Regions from separate parts of the Homo sapiens genome. Here region 2 is linked to region 1. A link is a contact called in ENCODE Hi-C or POLR2A ChIA-PET data. All regions are on one chromosome and are shown on one strand. Each heading gives the region's core, a stretch centred on a gene start or an enhancer-like site at or near the end of the contact. The rest is flanking DNA. Distances are from core to core; before and after follow the strand shown. Region 1 overlaps LINC00673 (long intergenic non-protein coding RNA 673). Region 2 overlaps LINC00511 (long intergenic non-protein coding RNA 511).

Region 1 (4,581 bases), core at 1,175-3,674:
GAAAATTCTGTTTTTCAGCAGGTCACTATTATTTCTGTGATTTATGGGGCAGGGAGCATGGGGGTGGTAGATCACCCACTTTATAGTGGAAAGCCGAGGCACAGAGGGTGCCGGTGTTCTTGCTACAGAACAGCAGGGCTCTGGTCCCTAATCCTAATGTTTAGGATTTACTAGGAACTTCTCTCTGCTTCTGAAACACCCTTAACAATAAATTAGGAACTTACTCAGAGTGGATAGCTCAGAGGAAATGGTAAGACACCATTAAATATATTTATTTTTCCCTAATTCTGATAGCAAATAAATTAAGATGGAGTTGGACTCACGATACTTTCCTTGATGTTCACCCCTCAACATTACCTTCCATTACTGAGTAACAAATATATTGAATAGCACCAAATGCCTTCAGGAGAGTGCCCTATTTTAAAACTGATGAGTCTTAGCAGTGCAAGTCAGGGGCCTTGTATTAGTCTGTTTTCACACCAATATAAAGAAATACCTGAGACTGGGTAATTTGCAAAGGAGAGAGGTTTAATTGACTCTCAGTTCCACATGGCTGGGGAGGCCTCAGGAAACTTACAATCGTGACGGAAGGCAAAGAGGAGGCAAGGACCTTTCTCACATGGCGGTAGGAGAGAGAAGAGCAAGCAGGGGAAATGCCAGACACTTGTAAAATCATCAGATCTTGTAAGAACTCACTCACTATCATGAGAACAGCATGGGGGAACCCGCCCCCATGATCCAATCACCTCCCACCAGATTCCTCCCTCCACGCCTGGGGATTATGGGGATTACAATTCAAGATGAGATTTGGGTGGGGATACAAAGCCAAACCATATCAGGCCTATTCACAGATACAGATAACATAGGCCTTATGAAAGAGGCTGCCCTCTGGGTCTCTGATTCTAGCAATCACTATCAATCCACAAGGAATACCTGGGCAACCACAAATCCATGCATTCACAAGTACCATATTGGATTAGATGCTGTGGATACAGGAATCAGCCAGACAGGCAAACCCCACCCTCACAGGCCATAATGGAGACATAACATGGATCAAAGGTTTCCTTAGGCAAGTATGGGGCCAGAGGACAGCAAGGCCTTGAGGGAAATGCACGATGGATTCTGGGGGCATTTGGAAACCAACAGGCCCCCTTCTGTCCCTCAAAAGACCTGGGGGCCCCACTCAACCTGGTGCAAAGGAATTCTCCTTCATGAGGGCTCTAGCTGAGGCCTTGGTGGGGATGTGTGCAGTGGCCAGGAAACCCAGAGAGAAGGGCACCAGTGGCCAGAGATGAGATAATGACACTGTGGTGTTATTTGATAAACACACACACACACACACACACACACACACACACACACACACACACAGGTTTTCGTCCTAAGTTCCTAGCTCATAACTCCCATAGCCCTTGTTACAGTCTTTTGCTATAATGTTGGGCCTCAGGAAACAGAATCCCTCTCCTGCCCTCCTTACACCTGCTCCAAGACAGGACTCTAATCTTCCCCACCTTTCTGACTCATGAGACCCTCCCCAGAGAGGAATCTGCCCTATACCTTGGGGAAGGAATGCTGACGTCATGAAGCTTCCATGAAACCCCAAGAAGTCAGGGTTCTTCAGGGAGCTTCCAGATAGCTGGGCACATGGAAGTTCCTGGAGGGTGGAGCATCCAGGGAGGACAGGGAAGCCCAGTGCCCCTTCCCCCACACCTCACCCTATGCATCTCTTCACCTGTATCCTTTGTAACAGCCTTTAGAATAAACCACTAAATGTGTTTCCCTGAGTTCTGTGAGCTGCTCCAGGAAATTAATTGAACCCAAAGAGGGGAGTCATGGGAACCCCAACTTAAAGCTGGTCGGTGAGAAGTTCCAGAGGCCTGGACTGGCCACTGGTGTCTGGGGAGGAGGGGGCAGTCTTGGGTACTGAGTCCTCAACCCATGGGATCTGATGCTATCTCCAGGTAGATGGTATCAGAGTTGAATTGGTGTCAGGGAGAAACCTGCACACATTCGGTCACCAATGTCTTCCGTGTTGACTGTTGTAGTGTGAGGGCAGAGGAAAAGCACGGTTGGAGAGAGTTTTCCCTACACAGTTACAATGAGAGCCCAGAGGGACTGACAAGAAGAAAAACGGTTCAAGACATTTCTCTGCAGATGAACTGGGACAGGAGAGTCTGCATTTTAGAGTCAACTAAAAAATAAAAGGATGAAAAATCAAAAAGGCAACCAATGTGCAGACACAGAAGTGCTTGTGTGCTCCAGGCAGCTCTCTGATTGGTGGCCAAGAAGGAAGCCAGGAGTCTTTGCCACAGGTGTTGCCAGGGCCCTCTGGACACACCCTTTCATTTGGACCTGAAAACACCCCACACAAACCCAAAGTTTTGCTGACCTTCCTCTGGTTTCGTTTCTCCACCTGGTTAGTGGCCCTCTGAGCTGTCTCGGAGAGAGCCCTTTTCCCCTGGGAGATGCATGCAGCTCGCAAATTAATTGGCAACAGCCGGGTGAATCACCCAGGGACTTCCTTCTTGTTGCCGGGCAACTGCATGCACTTGGCAGTGGGACATTAAACACAGAGGGGAATGCTGTGAGGCATTTGCAAAATAAAATAAAAAGCAAAACATACAACACCACAGACTCTCATCCCAGCAGGGCTGGCCCAGCCAAGGGATGTGTGGGGGGATGAGGGAATCCACACAAGGGAGGAAAATGAGGTTAGGCCATAAGCAGATCCTAACTCTCCCTCCTCCCCACAAATCAAACTCTTCTAGATATGGCATTTGTATTCCACTAAAGACACACCTCTATTAGCCTAGAGAAAGACCATAGGAGGAGCAGGAATTAGAAGGCATCTAGAGATCTGATCCCCTAGAATTACAGGGAAGCTTTGCAAAGCTCGCTACGGAACTACCATAGCTACTGATTATGCTTCTCCATCGTACATCACTCCACAGGTTAAGTCACCTGACTGAGGTGACACAGGCCCCTCTAGGGCAGGATCCTTCCATACCCTCCCCTCCACCCCCAGTCCCTTTCCACTTGAATATTTTCATGTCTGTTGCTATGGCCACTGGGAGTTGATTAGACAAACCCTCCCAACACATCGCCTTGCCCTGTAGACCATGTTTCTGGCCTTTTTAAAAAAACCCCAGACAGAAGTGAAATCTATGTACATTCTGTGTTTGGAAAAAAAAGATGGGGACAAGAAATGGAAGAACAGTAGCAAGAGGGCTCCTGTTGGGGGCTGAATAGTAGCCCCCAAAGATATCCACACCCTGATCCCTGCAAGCTGTGAATCCTACCTCATATGGCAAAAAGGCCTGTGCAGATGTGATTAAGGATCTTGAGAAGTTGGCCTGGACTATCCAGGTAGGCCCTAACTGTGATCACAAGTGTCTTTATAAGAGAGAGGCAGAGGGAGATCTGATCCCAGAGAGGTAGTAGGCAGTGTGATAATGGAAGCAAGAGGTTGGAAGGATTCAAGGAAGGGGTCAAAGAAAACAGATTCTCCCCCAGAACTTCCAGAAGGAAGCCACGCAGATGCCTGGACTTTTGCTCAGTGAAGCTGGTCTCCAGAACTGTGAAAGAATGAATTTGTGTTGTTTTAAGCCACTACCCTTCCCGAAGGCAGGACTAATCTTCCCCACCTTTCTGACTATAGGTCTTGAGACCCTCCCCAGAGCAGGACCCGCCCTATACCCTTGGGGAAGGAATGCTGATGTCATGAAGCTTCCATAAAACCCCAAGAGGACAGGGTTCTCTGGGGAGCTTCCAGATAGCTGAGCACATGGAGGTTCCTAGAGGGTGGAGCATCCAGGAAGGGCATAGAAGCTCCACAGCCCTTCCCCCACACCTCACCCTATGCATCTCTTCACCTGTAGCCTTCGTAACAGCCTTTAGAATAAACCACTAAACGTGTTTCTCTGAGTTCTTCAAGCTGGAGAACCATCTTCTTCCTTGTCAGTCCCTCTGAGCCCTCATCGTGACTGTGCAGGGAAAACTCTCTCCAACCATGCTCTTCCTCTGCTCTCACCCCACAACAATCAACACAGAAGATGTTGGTGACCAAATCTGTGGGGATTATCCCCCCGACACGGAGCTGCGGACACCTGCTGGGTGTTCTCCAATTCAATTCTGACCACTGAGTTTGTGGTCATTTATCACACCAGCAATAAGAAACTAATCTTGTCAATACAGTGTATTTTCCGAGAGCCTTTTGAAGAGAGTATCATAGGAGAGATATTGGTAACAGTGAAGGGGAGCTGGGCAAAAGGGGTGGGAGCTGGAATTTGGCTTGGAAAGCTCAAACCAACACCCTGCAGCCTCAGCAAGAAAAGAGCAGGTCTGTGAGAGCATCTAAGGCAAGAAGTGGCCCTGGCTTCGAAGTGGAATGTTAAATTAAACCATTTGCTGACTGATAACTTGGGCAGGTGGCTTCATCTCTGAAAGCCTCAGTTTCATCATTGCAAAATAGAGATATTATTATCCACCTTGCAAAGCTCTTAGGATTAAATGAGATAATACATGAAAAGCAGCTGGCACATGGTAGATGCCAAATACACCACAACCCTTAGGAAAGAGTAG
Region 2 (5,171 bases), core at 1,382-3,881, 210 kb after region 1:
ATGGTTCAATTGGAGGTAGCTCACCAGGGCAAACGGCCTGCTTCTGCACTGCCAGAGGAACGAAGGTGGAAGCCGCTCAAAAAGAGGAGCTTCAGTTGGAGCAACTCACCTCAGCACTAAAAGAAAGATGTGAAGTCCCCTGGGGAAGTCAGAAGCCGACAAAGGATGACAGAGAAAACTCCAGAAATGTTAAAGAGAAAGAGATCAACAACTGGTACATTAATAATCTGAATGATAGAAGAAACCTAGAAAATTTGCAAACTGCTTCAGTTGATGAAACTTTTCTCAATTGTAATAATTATTTGTCCATTCCATTATTATAAGGCCTCTGTTTGAGCAGAAATACCATGCATAAAAGAAGAGAAAAAGGATTTGTTCTGTGTGTCTTTTTTTTTGGAGACAGAGTCTTACTCTGTTGCCCAGGCTGGAGTGCAGTGGCGTGATTGGGCTAACTGCAACCTCCACCTCCCAGGATGAAGCAACTCTCCTGCCTCAGCCTCCTGAGTAGCTGGGACTACAGGCATGCACCACCACGTCCAGCTAATTTGTGTATTTTTAGTAGAGCTGAGGTTTCAACATGTTGGCCAGGCTGGTCTCGAACTCCTGACCTCAAGTGATCTGCCTACCTTGGCCTCCCAAAGGGCTGGGATTACAGGCGTGAGCCACCGTGCCCGGCCCTGTGTGACTTTTGACTCCAGTTTTTGGATGAATCAGGGTCCTAACAGGATACAAACAGCACAACCACTTTGGGGGACTGAAAAGAGCTTAAGACAGAGATGATGTATTATGGGATGGGCAGAGTTCAAGGAACCAACAAGGGAGAGTGCAGGTTCATGGGGCCAGCAGTGGTGGGAAGGCATGACCCCCACCCTCTGAAGTCAGACGGGGCAAGGAGAGCAGAATGTTTCCAGAACCCAGAGACAGCAGCTGCGGAGAAAGGACAGCCTGCCAGAAACTGAGGCTACTTTCCTTCCACCCTCTAATCTTCTGCTATTCGCTCCACTTGCTGAACTCAGCTGGAATCCAGTGGCCAAGGGAGCCTGCTGATGCAATCCCTACAAGGGCAGCTCTTGGGGCACAGATCAGGGGTGAAATGGAGACAAGATCTGGATGGGCAAAGGAAGGAGATCCAGCTCACGTTTCAAGGGTGAGTTTCCACTCTCGTGCCAGCGTTAGAGGGGGATGCTAGGGAGAGACAGCGCCCCTGACATCCCCCCCAGCTCTAGACCTCTGTTGCCACTTGGCTTTCAGACATCTGTCCCTCGGTGCCTCTCAGATCTAGCACATCCAAACCAGACCACTGATCCTGCTACTCAGTTCTGAACCATTCTTGGACCTCCTGATGATGTGTCATGCTATTTTTCCAGATTTCTCTTCCTGGCCACCCAGGCTTAAAGCCTCAGGGCTACCTCCACTGTGCCCTCTTCGACATGTGGTCAGTTGCTACCCCCTCCCTCCACAATCCTACACTCCACCATCTTACCCATCCTGTCTTTTCTCATTTTCTTCCAACTAGACCGGTGGCATCTACTTCTAACTGTCATCTCTAATCTCTTCCCCTTTAAATGTACCCTACACACCACAGCCTGATTAATCTGTCTAAAACACAGCATGGATGGTGATTCATCTGCCCATGTCTCAACCAACCCAGCCCTTCCTTGTTCCCCAAATATGCCCCATGCTTGCCTGCCTTCATTTCTTGGCTAAAACCTTTCCTTTGCCTGGAGGAGGGGCTGCCCTTCATCTTTTTCTCCTGAAGCCAAGCTTTCTTTCATGCTCCCAAAATATTTTCATCTTCCCTCCTCCCCTCTCTCTAGATATTCTGCTTGTACCTTTCTTATGGCACATATTCCAGCTTAACTTATATTACCGTAATTCGGGGACATGGGTTCTTTCTTATTTTCCTTACCCCATTGCAAATTTGAGAGCCAGAGTCATGCCCTGTTCATTTCCGTAGTTGCCCCTGAGACCTAGCCAAACAGCTGGCACATAGTGGATGCTAAATCCCCATGCAGTGAATGAATGAATGTGGCTATCACTTAGGATATTTTCCAAAAGCCGTATGTACAATATATTTCTTGGCCTGTCTCTCTTGTCTACATAATGATACAAATCAAGGAAGGCCCTAACGAGTCCCATGTTGATTGTGGGGCATATGACTAATCCCGTAATACACTTGGACTGCTTTATGAAAGCACTTTTCAAACAGCTTTATAGCATATCTAGGCCACAAGGTTGGGAATAGATACCTAGAGATTTATTGGATCATTAAATGAACTAGGGAACAATAGGCATTGTGTTAATTTACACACACAGTGGGAGAGATCCAGGACACCTAAACCATCCCCATGTTAAAAATCAGCCCTCAGGCCCCATATAGTCTGCAACTCACCCAAAAGTACCCCCACGAGGTACACAGGAGCCTCTCCCCAGGCTCATGGAAACAGCAACAAAAGTCTTAAAGTCTTAAGTCCACCACAAAGATCTGATCGGTGTAGGTGGGGGAGGATGGGTGGTGGGAGAGAAGAGAGGAATTGTCAAAAGTGCAGTGATTTAGTGTCTGTCTCTTTCTTCCCTTCTCCCTCCCTCCCTCCCATCACCCTGCCTCCTGCACAAGGAACTATTGAGAAGGCACAGAACAAACGCTCCCTTATGCGGCTCCCACGGCGTCTCTCGGTTTGTCGGAGACAGCTGCCCAAAGCACGCTATGGTTACTCATTACCCGGGTTCCCAGGCAGGAAAAGGAGCAAACTTAATAGACTCGAACTAACCCTGAGCTCAAATACTCCAGCCATAAATAAATAAATAAGTCAGGTGTACCAGGGGAAGGGGAGGGAAGTGAACGGGGAATGGCTGGGGAGGGGTCGGCAGTGTAAGCGGACTGAGTGGGGCCGGGTTGCGGGGGCGGGGGTGGCGGTGAACACAACCCAAGAGTTTCTGAAAGGGGAGGGGAAGGATGGAGGGAGGGAGGAAAACTCTTTTCTCCCTTTGGAGGAAGGACAGAGGGTGTTTGTGTTGCTTGCTTGTCCCCGCCTGCAGAGTGGACGAGAGGCTCTCAGCTGGCCATCTGGGGACCTTGCGGAAAACTAGAACTTTGAGGGGAAAGGAAAGAAAGTCCTGTTTCTCCAGCGTGAGATGTGGCTGGGGTTTTGCTTTCCTCCTGACTCACAGAGTAAATGGTTTAGTTCATGGCCATCGAAGTGCCCATTGAACAGATGGGAAGGGCAAGGATGGAGAGAGAAGCAAAGGGACTGAGGGGCAGAGTGACTGTTGGCAGGAAGTCAGTCGTGCTCCAAAACTTTGAAGTCGTCTCTATGAGTGCTCCTCAACCCACACACTTTTGCCCCTCCCCCTACTCTGGAGACACTGGGCAACGTCTGGAGAGGTTTTTCATGGTCACAACTGGGAAGCCAGGGTGGTACTGGCATTTAGTTGGTAGAGGCCAGGATGCTACTCACCACGCTACAAGGCACAGGACAAAACCCTGTAATAAAGAATGATCCAGGCCGGGTGTGGTGGCTCATGCCTGTAATCCCAGCACTTTGGGAGGCCGAGATGGGTGGATCACCTGGATCACCTGAAGTCAGGAGTTCAAGACCCGCCTGATCAACATGGTGAAACCCCATCTCTACTAAAATTACAAAATTAGCCGGGTGTGGTGCCAGGCGCCTGTAATCCCGGGTACTCGGGAGGTGGAGACAGGAGAATCGCTTGAACCCAGGAGGTGGAGGTCGCAGTGAGCCATGATCCAGCCATTGCACTCCAGCCTGGGAAACAGAGCAAGACTCTGTCTCAAAATAATAATAATAATAAAGAATGATCCAGCCTCAAATGTCACAGTGCTGAGACTGAGAAATCCTGCTCAAGATGTAAGTCTCAGAACCCAACCTCCATCCCAGGCTGCCTCTAATTCTGCAGAGGGCATCTGTCAGTCCATAACAGGTCCATAAATTCACTCCTTCTTCCAGGGTGAAGAATGGAGAAAAATCAAAGAACAGCACATGCAACGATGCATTGGTGATCTCCTTCCTGCTAACCCTGTGGCCAAGAACACAAAGCAAACACGACCCCCAACAGAGAAGGCAGGGGAGGAGCCCACCAGTCAAACCAGCATTCCCTAGTCCCCGCCTGATCATTGAACAGACTTGAGGGGGCGCAGCATCTTTTACCTGGTCTCAGAATTTCTGCCAGTCTTGGCATGTTGGGGGCTTGGGAGGTTGCATTTTGGGTTTTGTTTTATGGCTTAATCTGGACCTCAATTCAGTCAAGTCAATGAGAGCAGGGACAGTCCCCAGTCACCATCTCAGGACCATGGCAAAATGTAATGAGCTTTTTCAGGAATTTAAAGTACTCACAGAAGGGCCTTCTGCAAAAATGAAGCATGACCCAATGAGTGTAGCCCAGCGCAGTGAGGGTGGACAACTTCAAGGCCATTGTTTTTCAGGGGGCTGTGGCAGCCAAGAGTTGCTGGGCCCTGTACAACCGTCAAAGTACTCCCAGGAATGCCACTGGTCTTTCCACAGTTGTCCAGGGGTGGAGAATCCACTGAGGGTCAATGACTCTGTTACAGTCATGTCAGTACCTTAAAGGTTTGTGGTGGGGGGCTGTGGAGGAGTTGGGGAGGGATTATATCTGTAGTGTGTGCGTGTATGTGATGTGCATGTGCATGTATGTAATGTGTGTGTAGATGTGTGTGATGTGCAATGTTTGTGCATATGCGTGTGCTTGTACCTGTATGTGATGTGTATGCATGGCATGTATGCATATATATAATGTGTGTGTGTACGTGTGTGCCTGTGTGTGTGTGTATGACACACCAGCTGATCAATGCCAGAACAAGAAGACCAAGGAAGATTCCAGAGATAAGACTGTCCTACATCTCTGATTGATGGGCATCTTTGAAGACGTAGGCTAGCATCTAGAGGCTTCGAGAGGAAGCTCTGCAATTTCAATTCCTGTCTCTGCTACTTCGGAGCTACGTTACCTTGGGCAAGATGTTTAATTTCAGCAAGACCCAGTTTTTCTCGTCTCTGTAGAGGGGCAATAAAAGGACCTACCTGTGGGTTTCAGGAATTAGTGAATTCATGGAAAGCACCTAGCACTGGGCACAGAGCAAGCACACAGATGTTGCCTGTTCCAATTATCACTGCTTCAGGAGACAGTTCTTCCTG

Evidence for each region. A loop is a pair of places that touch in the nucleus more often than their neighbours do. ChIA-PET counts read pairs that join two places held with the same protein, here RNA polymerase II (POLR2A). Pooled maps may share reads with other maps.
Region 2: a loop to region 1 is called in a map of Calu3, with 7 times the contacts of the local background. The contact joins two enhancer-like sites. A Hi-C loop is called at or near these places in 1 of 168 maps with a recorded cell type or tissue (Calu3), 1 of 37 single-sample maps with no recorded cell type and 2 of 50 pooled maps. POLR2A ChIA-PET finds 5 or more read pairs at or near these places in 1 of 52 experiments (AG04449).

The regions. Positions count from the first base shown.
Region 1 is chr17:72,405,112-72,409,692 of GRCh38, forward strand. All of the region lies in intron 3 of LINC00673 (long intergenic non-protein coding RNA 673), which reads right to left. Among named protein-coding and RNA genes, the nearest start is that of LINC02003, 65 kb to the left of the region's middle. Within about 2 kb of position 2,425, at least 12 of the 41 ENCODE cell types and tissues checked have a DNase peak (open chromatin) inside an H3K27ac peak, as active enhancers do.
Region 2 is chr17:72,612,565-72,617,735 of GRCh38, forward strand. All of the region lies in intron 3 of LINC00511 (long intergenic non-protein coding RNA 511), which reads right to left. Among named protein-coding and RNA genes, the nearest start is that of LINC00673, 22 kb to the left of the region's middle. Within about 2 kb of position 2,632, at least 11 of the 41 ENCODE cell types and tissues checked have a DNase peak (open chromatin) inside an H3K27ac peak, as active enhancers do.